Regions from separate parts of the Mus musculus genome. Here region 2 is linked to region 1. A link is a loop called in an ENCODE intact Hi-C map of the cell type or tissue named here. Cell type or tissue: left cerebral cortex. All regions are shown on one strand.

Evidence for each region. Hi-C counts contacts between places; a loop is a spot of excess contacts. Peaks named below come from ENCODE experiments on the same cell type or tissue, not always from the same donor. Only the 100,000 strongest peaks of a DNase experiment are listed, where the experiment ranks them.
Region 2: it touches region 1 in a loop (2.2-fold over the local background); 3 of 42 quality-filtered maps call a loop at or near these places.

The regions. Positions count from the first base shown.
Region 1 is chr17:3,110,446-3,118,445 of GRCm38, reverse strand. It overlaps Scaf8 (SR-related CTD-associated factor 8), which reads right to left and starts at 3,474. Exons shown (of 20, transcript NM_134123.3): 1 at 3,028-3,474. The coding sequence starts at 3,057. A230045G11Rik (a long non-coding RNA gene) reads left to right here and starts at 3,162. Exons shown (of 6, transcript XR_003952289.1): 1 at 3,162-3,859; 2 at 4,101-4,258; 3 at 5,099-5,158; 4 at 5,874-5,924. In left cerebral cortex, a CTCF peak has its summit at 3,542 (motif pointing left); DNase peaks (open chromatin) are centred at 2,717, 3,273, 3,541 and 4,536; H3K4me3 peaks cover 3,123 bases; H3K27ac peaks cover 2,270 bases.
Region 2 is chr17:3,196,343-3,204,342 of GRCm38, reverse strand. Scaf8 (SR-related CTD-associated factor 8) reads right to left here. Exons shown (of 20, transcript NM_134123.3): 20 at 5,484-7,583. The coding sequence ends at 6,133. Among named protein-coding and RNA genes, the nearest start is that of Gm34035, 83 kb to the left of the region's middle. In left cerebral cortex, no CTCF peak of the experiment used is centred here; a DNase peak (open chromatin) is centred at 3,914.

The DNA.
Region 1 (8,000 bases):
CCACAGCAGCCATGTATGCAGAACGGTCAATCAGGCTTTCTCTTCTAAATTAACAAGGCTATGCATTTTGTTCTTAAACAAAAGTATACAGGGACCAAGCCTGGTGCAAGCCTATATAATCCTGCTACCAGAGAGGCTGAGGCAGGAGTATCACATAACAAATACAACTCCTGTCTGGACTACAGAGTTAGCTCCCGTGTTACCAGCCTAGGCAATCTAAGTGAGGACTTCTCCCAAATAAAGAGGACTGAGAGGGACATTTATCTCTGAAGTGGACCCTTGCCTACTTCCAACTTCCAGTCTGAGGGTACGTCTCCTTGACCTTGAGTCTATCCTCTACTTTTAGGCTAACCCCACTTCAAACTGATAACAACATTATCAAGATAGAAAGGAAAACACTTAAGTAGTCTGAAATCCTTAGGGGAAAAAAGGAAGAGAGAGAAACAGTGCAACACAGCCAAGAGCTCCAGGAGGCAGCACAGCCCACCAGCCGTGTGCCCACCAGCCCTTCTCCTTCCAATACAGCCCACACTCACAGCTCCTTCTCCACACTGCTCTAGTGTGCTCTCAGAGCACTAATACTTGTTTATACCTATCATGGTGGGAGCTCTGATAAAGCCTCTTAGGGAAAGGAGGACAGACACATTAGGAATCTCCTAAACAAAGAAGAAAACTAAGCACAGTTATCTTAGTCAGGGTTTCTTTTTTTTCTTTTTGGTCTTTTCAAGACAAGGTTTCTCTGTATAGCCCTGGCTGTCCTGGAACTCACGTTGTAGACCAGGCTGGCCTTGAACTCAGAAATCTGCCTGCCTCTGTCCGGAGTGCTAGGACTAAAGGCGTGTGCCACCACCGCCTGGCTTTAGTCAGGGTTTCTATTCCTGCACAAACATCATGACCAAGAAGCAAGTTGGGGAGGAAAGGGTTTATTCAGCTTACACTTCCACACTGCTGTTCATCACCAAGGAAGTCAGGACTGGAACTCAAGCAGGTCAGGAAGCAGGAGCTGATGCAGAGGCCATGGAGGGATGTTCTTTACTGGCTTGCTTCCCCTGGCTTGCTCAGCCTGCTCTCTTATAGAACCCAAGACTACCAGCCAGAGATGGCACCACCCACAAGGGGCCTGAAACCCTTGATCACTAATTGAGAAAATGCCTTACAGCTGGATCTCATGGAGGCACTTTCCCAACTGAATCTCCTTTCTCTGTGTCACTCCAGCCTATGTCAAGGTGACACAAAACTAGCCAGTACAACAGTGGAAGAGGGTTAAATTCGGTAATTTGGAAATAAGTGAGGTTTTGCTGTTGTTGCTATTTTAAGAGAGAAATTACAGTCCTAGCTGTCCTGGAACTCTATATGTACACTCATATACATGTACATATGGCCGTGAACTCCGAGAGACCCATCTTCCTCTGCCTCTCAGAGTACTAGCATCATCAAAGGCATTCACCACCAAGCCCACATAAGAAGGGACCTTTTTTTTGTAACTAAAGAACTTCATTATTAGTGCTGTATGCAGCAAATTAAAAAGCAACTTGGCTGTTTTCTTATATAGTTAACAACATACTAAAAACTTATTTACAGGAACCAGGCAGTGGTGGCGCACGCCTTTAATCCCAGCACTCGGGAGGCAGAGGCAGGCGGATTTCTGAGTTCGAGACCAGCCTGGTCTACAAAGTGAGTTCGAAGATAGCCAGGGCTACACAGAGAAACCCTGTGTCAAAAAACCAAAAAAAAAGTTATTTACAGTATCACTAAATTCCTTTTATTCCATATTCTAAATATATATCATTGGGAGAGAGAATTAAGTTTCATAAGAGGATAACTGCCCATATTATCAGTTATAAATTCACAAGATTTCCAAATGTATTGCTCTCAGTATCAGGAAGGTCACCACTACTTAAAGTAAGACGCATATTCAAGAACTTGATCTAACTTTCAACAACCCTTTTTGCAGCCTTTCCCAAGGCTACCTACCATAAATAAACAAACAAACAAAAATTACGATGAAATTGCAGAAAGGCATTTAAGAGCACTGTCCCATTTGGGCAGCCACAGATGCTATTTTAAAAACTCATGTACTTAAGACATTAAATGTCATATTACTGAGCATTAACATCCCCAAATCAAAAGTTCTGAAAACTATGCTAATTAGCATACATTTAATTATGTTTCTAAAAGGTACAAGTAGATAATGCTGAGCTGAGCCGGAATTTGCTACATTTAATGTCCGAATTGCTATTATTCCTTAAGAAGAAATCGAATTTATTTTGTCGAAGCCTGCCTTCCAATCAGATCAGTAAACCCAGCAAAGAGTAAAAATTGGACACCTGCATTAAAAAAAGAAAATTAAAAATCTGCTTGGCCTGACATGTGAATGAGGCCCTGGCAAATGATTCTCCAAGCTTCTAACCCCCTCTGAGTGCACACACTCTCCCGAGCACTTGTGTCTTTTCCTCCCTAACTGATGATCAGAAGGGCAAGCAGAAATTAAAAAAGAAAAAAAAAAAAGGAGGGGGGGGAGATCGCAGAATAAATTTGCCTGCTACCAACCATCCAATTAGCGAAGTCCCTGGCTGCCAAGTCACCTAGTCAACAGAACCTCAATAATAAACACTACGTGTAACGTGACCATGGATCACCACACCGTGGGTCCTCTCCAGGGCCTCGCATCCGTGTGTCAGCTTCCTCAGTCACCACCGGGGAGGGCCTGCAGAGTGATGTCCTGCAAACAGTTCAGACCCTGCCAGGCCACGGGCCGTGCGCGAGGTGGGGGGTGGGAGGTGATAGTCCTCGGTGGAACCCACCCGGGAGCGTGGCGCGGCCGCCTTGGGGACCGGCCCTCCCCCTGCCTTCCCTCAGCCCTGCCCGGCCCCGGGAGGGGCGCGGGCCGTTCCCCTCCCCCACGGCCGCCCGGCCGCCGTCGCCCCACCCGGGGGAGGCTGCTTGCGGCCCGCGCCCTTGCTCGGCTCGCGAGCCCCGGGCCGGGCCGGGCCGAGCCTGGCGGGGAGGCCGGGTTGCGGTACGAACCTCGCTGTTGAAGGTCTTCACGGCCTCCATGTTGTCTGCGCAGAGGCCCGGGGCCCGACGGAGGAAGAGGCGGCGGCCGGGTGCGATGCGTGCGGAAAGGCGGGCGACGGGCCCAGGAGGCCGCGGAGCACTGCGAGCAGGCGACGCTCCTCAGCGCCGGCGAGGCCCCAGCATGGCCGCGGGGCGGGCGCAGTGAGCAGGACGGAGGCCGCCGGGGCGGGTCGGCGGCGGGGGAGGGGCTGGCGCGGCGCCTTCTCTGCTTCTCCGCCTCGCTCGGAAGCGGCCTCCACACTCAAGCTTCGGCCCCCTCCACTCTCCACCCCCTTCTCCTCCTTCCTCTTCCTCCCACGGGCTCCTGTGTCACCTCCCTGCCGCCTAGGCCGCGGGAACCTGCAGCGCGCAGCGAAGACACAGGAGGAAGCGCTGACCGCGGCGGCTGCGGCATCCAATATGGCGGACGCGGTCGAGCCGCGCACTCGGAGTCGGCGGCGCCAGCCAGCGCGCCCCCTGGCGACCAGGCCGCGCGAGGTCCGCGGCCGCGCCAGACCATAGAGATGGCGTGGGCCAGAGCGTCTGGAGTCGCTGCGGCGGGAGCGGGGGACCCGAGGCCCTTGGCTGTCCTCATCCCGGGCCGCGGGAGCGAGCGCTGCGGCTGGACGGAGGGGCTTCGGGTGGCCGATCCCGCGGATGAGCGCCGCTCTAGAAACAAGCAAAAACAAAGTTCAGGGGAAGAGACCGAATGGAGGAAACTACGGTGTCTTCGTTGCCGCTTCCGGGTGGGATGGCACCTGCGGTGGAGGAGGGATTGAAGTGCCTTTGAGAACTTTAGCGGGTATTGACTTACATTACTCATCGCCACCATTGTGCCCCGGCGTCCTGGCGGCGGGGGACAGACGCTGCACACACGAGGTGGCTCGGGTCGCGTGCAGCCGCCGTGCGGGAAATGCGAGCTGCGCGAGCCGGGCCTGGGCACCCCGGAGGCGGGAAGGAACCCGGAACGCCCCCGTTTGGACGCGGATATGCAACCTGGTTTTGTTGTTGTTGTTTGTTTGTTGTTGTTTTTGGTTTTTTAGGAGGTGGGTTATTCCGAAGGAATTTGGCCCCAGGTTATCGGAGCAGAGGGATAATTGCGGGTTTTAGGATCCAGACGTGGTACGGGTGAAAATGCTTCGTGCTTGCTTGAAGTTAAACCCGGCGGGGGAACGATTGTTCCCACTGAACGTTCCCACAGGTACTGCTAATTGCCTTCGCTCTTCCCAAATTCATGCAAAAGGAAGGGGTGGGGGGATGGGCTGCTTTAGATTAGTATTTCCTAAGAGCTAAGTCAAGAGGCTTATGAAATAGTCTTTTAAGTCGGCTTCATTCACAGCTTTGCTCCTGGTGCTGGCCGTTTCGAAGGTAAAAATTACAATGGGACTCTTCCATTTTTTTCACCTGCTATCTCTAAAGCAGATCATCTCCACCTCTTCCAGTACTCACAGGCCTAACCCTGACGATCCTGCTGTCTCCGAGTAGCTTGCATTTTTCTGGACAGTAGCCAAAATGATATATTTTAGACACATCCCTTGCTTAACCCCCTGTGATACTTTTCCATTGCCCTTTAAATACATCCTTCCATCTTGCATTGGTGTGAAGGCTCTGCTACCTCTCTGCACATGGCAGTCTTCCACACTGTCCCTTGACAACAGAGAGCATTTGTCTGCTCTCTGTCCATAAGAGATGATAAAACTGAAAAGTCCCATCATATGATGTCAGAGACATTTTAGCATAGCAGTGCACAGCGTATCTCATGTTAGAGATGGTTCTGGCATAAGTAAACCTATCCTATTACCAATAGAATTAAAGTATAGAATATATAGTTTTATAGTGCCATGGCACTGGTAATTTATCATACCATTTATTTTATTCTTACCATATATGTCTTCTAACTAGAAAGGGGTCTGTATGCATACAAGCCCATGTGTACAGGAGTGTGCATGTGGAGTGGTATGTGATTTTAATCATATGAATGCCCAAATATGCATAGATCATGGACTCATACAGTGGCAAATGAAAGATGTCTCTCTTTCAGGAGAACCCTTGGAGACACTACCTTTCCCACAGAATTTCATTCAAGGAGCTCAAAGGCCAGGTTAGTTTTACAACATTCACTGTTACTGTAAGCTAAGCAAAGCCCACCTCCTCCACACTTCTTCTGAAAACTACAATTTGTCTCCTGCTGCTTCTACCATTTTAGTTTGTTAATGTCATAATGAGCATTGTTCCTATATCATACCAGCCCATCCATCCCTCTCCACTTGGAAATCCTCCGTCCCCCCTACCCTTTAGAGTTCATAATCTTTTTTTATTATTTTTAATATCCCCCAGTTCAAAATCACACAATTATTCATTTTTATATTTTTTATTCTTCTCTCATACAACACGTTCACAACTGCAGCATTCCCTCCCTACGCTCAGCCCAGTTTCTCTCTAGTTTCCCTTTCCCTCAAATCCCACAAACAACCACAGCATGTATGCAGAGAACCTAGTACAGACCCTGCAGGCTGTGATTGTTGCTTCAGTCTCTGTGAGCTCCTATGAGGCCTACTTAGATGATTCTGTGGTCCATGTTTCCCAGGTGTCCTTCACCCCAGGCTCCTACAATCCTTCTTCCCCTATTCCCTAGGGTTCCCCAAGCTCTGCCTTTGGTTGTGGGTCTCTGCATCCATTCACATTAACTGCCAGAGGAAGCCTCTCTGATGTCAATTGGGCTAGGCGGTAACATATGAGTTTGGGAATCATTTTATTAAACTTTTTTTTTTTTTTCGGGGAGGAGGGATTCGTCAGTCGTGTTTGTCTCGTTGCAGGAAATCTTTTGAAAAGGTACCATCTACCTGGAGGGCATCATCCTGAGTGAGGTAACCCAATCACAAAAGAACTCGCACAATATGTACTCACTGATAAGTGGATATTAGCCCAGTGCTTAGAATACCCAAGATACAAGATACAATTTGCAAAACACATGAAACTCAAGAAGAACGAAGACCAAAGTGTGGACACTTTGCCCCTTCTTAGAATTGGGAATAAAACACCCATGGAAGGAGTTACAGAGACAAAGTTTGGAGCTGAAACGAAAGGATGGACCATCTAGAGACTGCCATATCCAGGGATCCATCCCATAATCAGCCTCCAAACGCTGACACCATTGCATATACCAGCAAGATTTTGCTGAAAGGACCCAGATATAGCTGTCTCTTGTGAGACTAGGCTGGGGCCTAGCAAACACAGAAGTGGATGCTCATAGTCAGTCAGCTATTGGATGGATCACAGGGCCCCCAGTGGAGAAGCTAGAGAAAGTACCCAAGGAGCTAAAGGGGTCTGCAACCCCATAGGTGGAACAACAATATGAACTAACCAGTACCTCCAGAGCTCATGTCTCTAGCTCCATATGTAGCAGAAGATGGCCTAGTCGGTCATCAGTGGAAAGAGAGGCCCATTGGTCATGCAAACTTTATATGCCCAGTACAGGGGAACGCCAGGGCCAAGAAGTGGGAGTGGGAGGGTGGGGGAGTGGGTGGGGGAGCGTGTAGGGGACTTTTGGGATAGCATTGGAAATATAAATGAAGAAAGTACCTAATAAAAATAAATTTAAAAAAAAAAAAAAAGGCACCATCCGGCCCTATCACCAGCTACTCACTCTCCCCGCAACCTTGCTGCCTTCATGGTTAACCCCATGCAATGACTCTCTACTTCTATCTCCTCAGGGGTTTCCATGGTTGCCCATCTCAGTCAGATTTGTATTAGCAAATTCTCAACCCACAAAATACCTGCACAATGAACTCAAAACTCAATTGATATAAACACAGGCTACACTCCTAGATAGGGCAAGCACACCCTACTTATAATTTAATCATCTATTTAAGAAATCCCCAATACTTACGGCTCCCAAAACTGTGGTTCTGGCTCCTCTTCCTCTCCTATAGGTTCCATCTTGTCTCTTCCTCTCCTTTCCTCCTTCTCTCCCTCTACTCTCTGTACTCATCTCTAAAATTCTCAGCCCACCTTCCTTTTCCACTGCCCAATCACAGGCTTTCACCTTATCTTGTACCTGCCCTCACCTGCATATAGACAGCAATCCTCATAGTCTTTTCCTAGGTCTCTGAGCCATTCAGCTTCCATTTCTGACCATCCAGGCAGTGTCAGTCATGGGCTCCTTCTCATGGCTTGGCCCTCAAATTAGACCAATGATTGTTTGACCATTCCCACAATCTCTGAGCCACCATTGCCTCAGCACATCTTGCTGGTAGGACACGTGTGGGTTGGAGGTTTTGTGGTTGGGTTGGTGTTGGTCCCACAACTGGGAGCCCTCCCAGGTTACCAAAGATGGCCAGTTCAGGCTCTGTATCCTCTATTACTAGGAGTCCTCACTATTGTAATACTCTTAGATTCCAGAGAGTTTCTGCTGCAATAGATTTCCACACAGCCTCCTAAATGCCCCCTTATTCCAGTCAATCTTCTCCCAGGACTCTTTCCCCTCTGCCCCTCCCTTCTTGATCTGATTCCTTCCCATCCCCACCCACCCACTGACAGGACACTTGAAAAATCTATCTCCCCTTCCCAGAAAGATCTGTGTGTCTTGTTTAGAGCCCTCCTTGTTAATACTTAGTCTCTCTCGGTCTATAGATTGTAGTGTGGTCTTCTTTGACAGCTAATATCCACTTATAAGTGATGATATATCATGTTTATCTTTCTGGGCCAAGGATGTCATTTTTTTTAATCTGAGTAACACACGATGTATAAATATGCTTCATTTTCTTTATTTAAGTTCTTTGGTTAAGAAACATCTAGGTTGTTTCCAGTTTCTAGTTGTTATGAATAAAGCTACAATGAACATATTTGAGTAAGTGGGTTGGGTAGAATGGAGTGACCTCTGGGTATAAACCCAGGAGTGATATAGCTGGGTCTTGAAGTAGAAGCACTCCCAATTCTATGAG
Region 2 (8,000 bases), 86 kb before region 1:
ATTTGGGGAGTGGGGAGGAAAGCAAGGCTCCTACTGAACAGACAGACCCTATTCCCTTAACAACAGGGTGCAGTACCTAACAGCACTGTTATCACATCGGTCTTGGCATTAAAAGTAACCTCGAGATGACCTAATGTACACAGAAGGAATGAAGACTGAACTGAACCTTTGTGGATTCCAGTACCTGGGGGGGAAGTCCCTATAGACTGCCTCAAGGGACAATGTGCATAGCCATTAAACCACACATCTGGCCATGAGCAACTGTAGTCTCAGTTTACAGCCTAAAGCATCTAACATTTTATACAATTACACCTTCTTCCCCCTTCGATATAAAAGCAAAGAGAGAATGTCTGAGAAGGAGAGAGGGAGGGAAGGAAAGGAGCCTCCAGGTCTTTGTTCTCAATCGTTGATAATTTTTAGAACAAAGAAGGGTAAGGGGAGCTTAGTCTAAGCAAGGAGCCTAGAGAAACCACTGACTTGTGTTAGTTCCTCATGTACAGACCATCTATGTAGTCCTATTAATGGCATTGAGGCCAGTTTCTGACCAATTTAACAATTATAATCTGTCAAGATAAAGTAAAAACTTGAACTAGTCTATAAAGCCTGTGTAAGTAAAGAAAATGTTTCCTATAGTCATTTCATGGTTCTGTTTCCAGGTCTTTCTTGGTGCAATAGTTCACTTTTAAAGTATGAACTTAAACTATGATGACTACTCTACATTTTAGTCACCCTCCAGCATCAACTGGCAAAATGTATTGCTTTCTATACCACTATAGGTAATTCTATGAAACTAGAATATTTTATGTGACTCTGGTTGGACTTAGGAGCTTACTTCTTTCAGAATCCTGAGTGGCCTGTGTTCCACGGCATTCCACTAGTTAAGGTATTAAATGCTGGAAACAGTCTAAAGATCAGAATAGTAGAAAACAATTTCGAGAGTGCTGTGTGTAAACCAGGTATAGTGGCTAGTGAACACTTATATAAGAACAGGGCGGGGGTGGGGGTGGGGGATTGTCATGAGTTCAAGCCCAGCCTTAACTATCAGCGTGAGACCCTGACCTAACAACTAGAAGGGGAAGAAACATATTCAATATAGATTTGAAAGTAGGTAGGATTAAACAGTGGAAGGTGTGTCTACGGTAACTCATGCACACGTACCTATGGGTGTGTCATGAAGCCTCTTACAAGTCGGAGCCACACAATGACTGCTAACAGCTCCGAGAAAGTGGGGACCACAGGGAGCAGCACACTCAAATCACTTTGTGTGTGTACTGACATTAAATTGATCCTTCCTGTAAGTAAGCTGTGCTGGATCAGAGTATCATTGCTAATCTTTCATTAAATGATTGTTTTCCTTTAGACGTGACCTTCACACTTGTAGTGCCCACAGCTCACACAGTTTAAAAGATGCTGCATTTTATACAAAAGCCACAGCAAGAACACTTGGGAAGAACATAATCCTATGTCACACTGCAGCATCTGTGATTAAATAATTCAGTGCTTTATCTGCCTGCCTTAAAAATGATACATGCTCTCATCTTTATGCAGTATGTAAGCACAATACTTGTGTACAAAGGGAGAAATCTAAAAGGTGCTGAAATAGTTTACTAACACAGCACCTACTAAATAATGTCTTACTATTAATATAAAGGCACATAGGGTACAGCAAAAATATTTTAATTGAATATAAAATGTCTTGGTTCAAAGATCACGCATACCCATCTGAACACAGTGAGGAAAATATAATATCCTTGAAATCACGTGCTCAGAGTGGACGGGTGCTAGAATAGATGGGCAAGAAATGCATTCAATTCGCTCACTATAGTAATTCACACATGTTCACTAATCTGTCGACTGTCTACTTTGTATGTTCCCTTTTTCTTTGATTCTGTTCTGAGTTAGGAATTATTTTACAGTCATTGTATATTTTACTGGAAACATTTCCCATTTCTGAGTAGTATTGCTTGCAATTAACAGCATTTTATCCAATGAGATTCACTATTTTTAAGTTTTTTTTAGTACATATATACAATGGAATACTATTTATGAAAAACAAAGACTCGATGAGATAGATGGATCTTGAGAATATCATCCTGTGTGGGGTAATCCAGTCACAAAAGGGCATGCACCATATATATGTATTCCACTTATAAGTGGATATTAGCCATAAAATACAGGATACCCATGCTACGCTCCACAGATCCAAGGAGGCTGGAGAGAAAGGAGGGCACAAGCAAGGATGCTCAAGTCTCACTTGGAAGGGGGAATAAAATAGTCTTAAGAGGAAGATGGAGGGAGGGAACTGGGTGGAAGAGGAGATTGGGAGGGGAGTGTTGGTGGGGTTCAGAATCAGGTGTGGGGAGAGGTAGGGGGATTGCTGAATGGCCATGAGAATTAATGGAAATCTGCAACTGATGGGGGGGGGGGGTTGTTCCAGGAGGACACAGAGACCTGGGATAGAGGAGGTGCCCAAGAATCAATGGGGTGTCCTTGGCAGTGACTCACAGCACTGGGGACATGAAGCCTGAAGAGGCTGCCTCCTGTGGCCAGGCAAGAACCCCAGGGGAGTGATAGAAACACCAACCCACCCACAAAACTTTCAACCCCAAATATATCCTGTCTACAACAAATGCAGGCACAAGGGATGAAGCAGAGACTGAGGGAATAGCCAACCAATAACGAACTCAACTAGAGACCCATCCCATGGACAAGCACCAATCCCTGGCACTATTAATGATACTCTGTTATGATTGTAGACAGGGCACGTAATTCTCTGAGAGGCTCTACCTAGACAGATGCAGACACCCACAGCCAAAGAGTGGATGGAGCTTGGGGACTCATGGAAGAAGAGGAGGAAGGATTGCAGGCCCCTAAGGAGATAGAACTCCACAGGAAGACCAACCGAGTCAACTAACCTGAACCCTTGGGGGTTATCAGAGAATAAACCACCAGTCAAAGAACCTAAACAGACTGGACCTAGGCCTCTCTGTGCATATGTACTAGGTGATCGTCATGTGGGCCCTTGAACCACTGGATCAGGGGCTATCCCAAAAGCTGGTGTCTGTTCCTGGGATATGTTCTTCTAGCTGGGCTGCCTTGTCTGGCTCAGTGGGAAGAGAAAGCGCTTAGTCTTGCAGCAACTTGAAGTGCCAGGGTGGGGGAGGCTGGGGTGGGGTGGGGTAGTGTTCCACCAATTCAGAGGAGAAGGGGAGTAGGGAAGGGGTAAGGATTATGGGAGGGAATGACCGAGAGGGGGGCAGTGAGCAATATATTGAAAAATTAATTAAAAAGTATTTTTTAAAGTAACTTTAACAATAATGCTCCCAGTCTCTATCAAAGTATAATTTTTCATAGGAGTGAAGATAAATTTAATAAAGCAGCAAAATTCCCAGATGAGAGGAAGTACTCTGATAAGAATAAAGTGTTAGTGAAATTACCTTGTGCTCTGAATGGGCCACTTACACTACTTGGACCTTCCATTCACTTCTGATTAGTACCTCCTCCTATACAGCAACATTAAATGAGCGCTGCTTATCAATATGGCTTTGTTGCATGTTTCCAGACATGGGAGAAATTACCAACTGCAGTACATACACTAATGCTAAGAACAGAGACCATGCTTCATGAAATTTGTACAGTTAAGCAGTTCAGTCTGCTACACTGCAGAGTGTGGCATCACTCTGCCGTGGCACACACTGAAACCACGTAGGGCTGTTGGGTGTAGCTCAGTGGGAGAACGCCCAGCATAAAACTGGCCCAGGGCTTGATGATCCCCACGGTGTGATTCAGTGTACCATACAGTACTGCCCAAAAAACCACAAAGCAGTGCACTCAGTGGCTGGGCCGCTCCTCACATGTGTTTCCAATTGGCAGCAGGCCTACGGACTGCGGCAGATCCTAAGCCAGACTCATCTGGAATGGTTATGACTGAGGGTGAGCAAGTCCTTCCTTACTGTTATAATGACAAACAAGGACAAGGGGGGCAAGCAAAGAGTAATCGCTTTTGTCTGAAAGGAAAAGTGTCCCCAAACATGCACAAGGTGACACGGTTCTGCCAATGCTGGGCTAACTTGCACTTTCTAGAACCTTCAAACTAGTGCAAGTGCAACCCTTCTCAAGTACCCACGGAAGGCCAAAAGCTTAGAATTAAAAACAGACCACTAACAAGTAAGCTTGTTTATATTGCTACTTAACTTGACTAAATGTCCATAAATTCTGATCAGAGAAAAATGGAACTAAAGTACTTGTGAGGAACTGTATTCACTACCATTTCCTAAAGGCCAAAGCCAGTCTTCCCTGAATATTTACTCTGCCCCAAGGTTGCAATTTTGACTTTTTATCCTAAGGGAAAGACCTAGCATCAAATCAAACTATTAACTGAGTTGCTTTGGAAGTAAATATTCAAGCACTTCTTCTCTTACCTGCCTTACCCAATCAACCAAATAGATTATGCCCTACTGTCTGAATTCACAGGTTCAGGCTGTGTGAGAAAAGACTCTTTCTTTTGGCTACAAATCTCATAGCTGTCTAGAGCATCACCAGAGGAGCACACAAACAAGTCTTACTTTAAATGCCTCGTGTACTCTGTCACAGCTTAGAGATTCTAGACAGAGCAAAGGATGCACGGCTGAAAACGCAAAAGAAAGGAACTGAGTGCTCACAGAATCATGGGAAACCTCCACTGGAAACTAGAAACTACTGATGGCCTTTTATCATGTATATGCAGAATGTGGAAAATGCAAAAAAAAAAAAACAAAACCAGCAAAGAAATGAAACTTAAGAGCAAAAGCAAATAGGAAGCCAACCCCAAACATTTCTCCTCCTTTACCTTAGAGCCTTGTCTAAACAGTGTTACTCAGAGACTACAAAACACATGATGGAAGCTTTATTCCTGACTTATGCCATCAATGCCAATATACATTCTATGCAATTAAGAAACTGATGGCATGCACGTGAACTAAGCTCCTTAATGACAGTCTCATCTACAAGAACAGCAGATAGTGTGAGAAATTGTCATCACTTAATGTGAAATCTGACTAGGTGCCACATCTGGCTCTGTGTTTAGCCATATTAAAGCACCAAAAAACTGTCTCTCAGGCAATATACTTCTAATTTCTTACTTCACACTTATCAAGATTAAAAAAATGCTATAAACATGAGGAATGTTAATTTACCCAGTGTTCCCAATTTTCTATCAAGCTTTAAAGAATATTAAACTTTTAAAGACATTCTTTTTCTCTGTATGAGCAGAGACAGACATGCAGAGAAGGAAAAACTACATGGCTTATACAATAAGTATACATAGATACTACATACATATTGTTCAGACTGCATGGTTTTTATATCAAATACAGGCTTTTCTCAGCACACAACTATTCATTGTTGTTAAAGGGTAATGAGAAACTTCAACAGCTAAGTACATACTACTAACAGTTCAGTTTTAAGAATTTGTAGGTTAAAAAAATACAATTCCTAGAACACTGTTATCAAACAAGTAAGTTTTATTGGCATCTAAAAACAAAATTCACCCAACATTGAAACGTCTTTGAATGTTTATGTTGTTTGCTTTTTTCTTTTTACTTATTGCAGTATGAGGAACAAATCACACACACTTACTTTGGAGTAACAGAGACCATCGTGGAGATTTTTACAAAATCACTTTTTAAAATCTCTGTATTATGCTCCTCAAGAATCTAGAGCCAGTCCTTGCATAAAATGTCATAGCTTTGTCTGTCTCCTTAAAATCCTGCAGCAGCCTAGAGTTATGGAGGAAATGGGCCACACCTTGCTGTTCTGAAATATGTCATTGCCATACCCAACCCAATGACAGCGTCTAAAACCTTCTCTTCCATAGGAAGTCTCCGACAAGCCGTTAGCATCTCCTTGACGTTAAAAGAATCTGGGGCAACATTTATACGTTATCAGAAAAAAAAAGTGTTTACCTACCATGTTCATATTAAGAACAATGTCTATACAAGTCAGTTGTACAATTATTTTAAGAGAAAGGTGAACATGAACATCAGATTAACTTAGTTCTGGTAGATAAACATGAACAAGTGTGGTGCAGTCAGCCATTAACCTCTTACAGAGATGACAACTGTACAAAAGGTTTCTTTTACCTACTGAGTGATGTTATGTCCCCTCAGTCTCTGTGCTTTCTACCACCGCTTCACTCTCTACACCAGCAACTGTGCCGCTCTCCTCCTTGTCTACGTCACCTGAAGACGCCAGTTTCTCATAGAGTTCAGGGTCCTTCTGTACTGGTAAAGGCGGTGGCTGAGCATGTCTCTCTGTATTTTCACCATTAACTTGAGGCACATTATCACCTTTCCGTTGAGAAGTGGCCCCTTCGAAATAATCAAAAACCCGAGCATGAGGAGGGGGAACCCAAGTGTTTTGAATTCTATCTCGTCCAAGACGATTTCCATTAATTTCTCTGCAGAAATCAAAATCTCTGTCATCCCTATCCCTCTGCCTCTCCCAGGGTCTTCTGCGGTCATCAAAATCTCTGTGAACTTCTTGACCAAATCCTCTGTTCCAAGGACCACTTCTAGGATCAAATCGGTAATTTCCAGCCCGAAATCTACCTCTTTCTTCATGTAAGCCTTTTGGACCACCAAAGACAGGCAGAACTCGATGCTCTCTCTCATCAAAATCTCTAGGCCCCCAAGGCTTCTCTGGGGGAAAGCCAAAGTGGTCTCTTCGACCAAGGTGGTCTAGACTTGGCCTCACAAGATTCTCCCTCATGTCCACAGGAGGTCTTCCAAAATGATCCCTAGCATCTAATGGAGGCCTTCCAGGGCCTTCTCTGGGATCTAGACGTCGCCCAACCACATCCCTAACATCCACCTGAGGAGGTCTGGTAATGCCCTCCCTGGTTTCTATAGGAGGAAAGCGGTAATCTCTATCCCCTTCCTGCTGAATATTGTCATTCCCAAGTGGTATTCTTTTATCTGGGTTGGGAACATTGTCTATACTTGGTCTTCCAGGGGCCAGAAAAGGTCTTTCTGGCTGACTGAAAAGATCTCCTGGAGGAAAAGGTCCGCGGGGTGGAGGATGAAGAGCTGCATCAAGTACCGATGGGGGAGGGATACCGCGTTGTGGTGGAATTCCAGGCTGTAGTAAAGGGAATCGTGGCCCGGGAGCCTGTGCTATCAGTCCTGGGCGAATGTCTAACATTGGCAACGCGGGCATCCTTTGAGCAGGGATGGCTAAAGGTGGTAAGTTTTGAGGTCCAATTGGTGGCTGTGTTCCCAAAAGTCCAGCAGGACTTGTAACATTTGGTGGCTGTAGTCCTACAAGTCCAGAGTTGTTAGGCAAGTTTGGAGGCAGTACCCCAAGAAGTCCAGAGCCACTGGACACATTTGGTGGCTGTATGGCCAAAATTCCAGAGTTATTTAGAATATTTGGTGGCTGGGCTCCCATAATTGCAGCACTGTTGGAAACATTAGCTGGACGAACCCCCAGAATTTCAGAATTACTTGATACATTTGGTCTCTGCACGCACAGGATCCCAGAGGTGCTTGAGGCCCCAGGCGGCTGTGCTAACATTGCAGCACTACTTGGAATATCACTTGGAATCACTAAAATAGAAAGAGAACAAACCATCTAAAGTAACAGTTTCTGTATTGTGAAAAGGAAAGAAATTATTAGTGCTATAATCCTGCTAGTGAACTTTAACTCCCTACTCAAAGACCCAGGCTTTACCAGGTACAGCATGACCACCACACCTCAGATGGTTCAGAGGGAAACACAGATTAAAACCCCAGTGCAGCTGCAGACTAAAATACTCGGAACAAACATGTCAGGTTTATTTGTGTGTGATTCTCCACAATTAAGATATCAAAGAGTGGGGCCATTAAAAAAAATTGCTGAATGCTTTTGCATACCATTTCTAGGTAGACGATACTCTGGTACAGTGCTTGGCACGAGCTTTCACCTCTTACCTTCCTCTAAATAAACACTTTATGTAATCTTATGCTGACAACACCCAAGAGCAG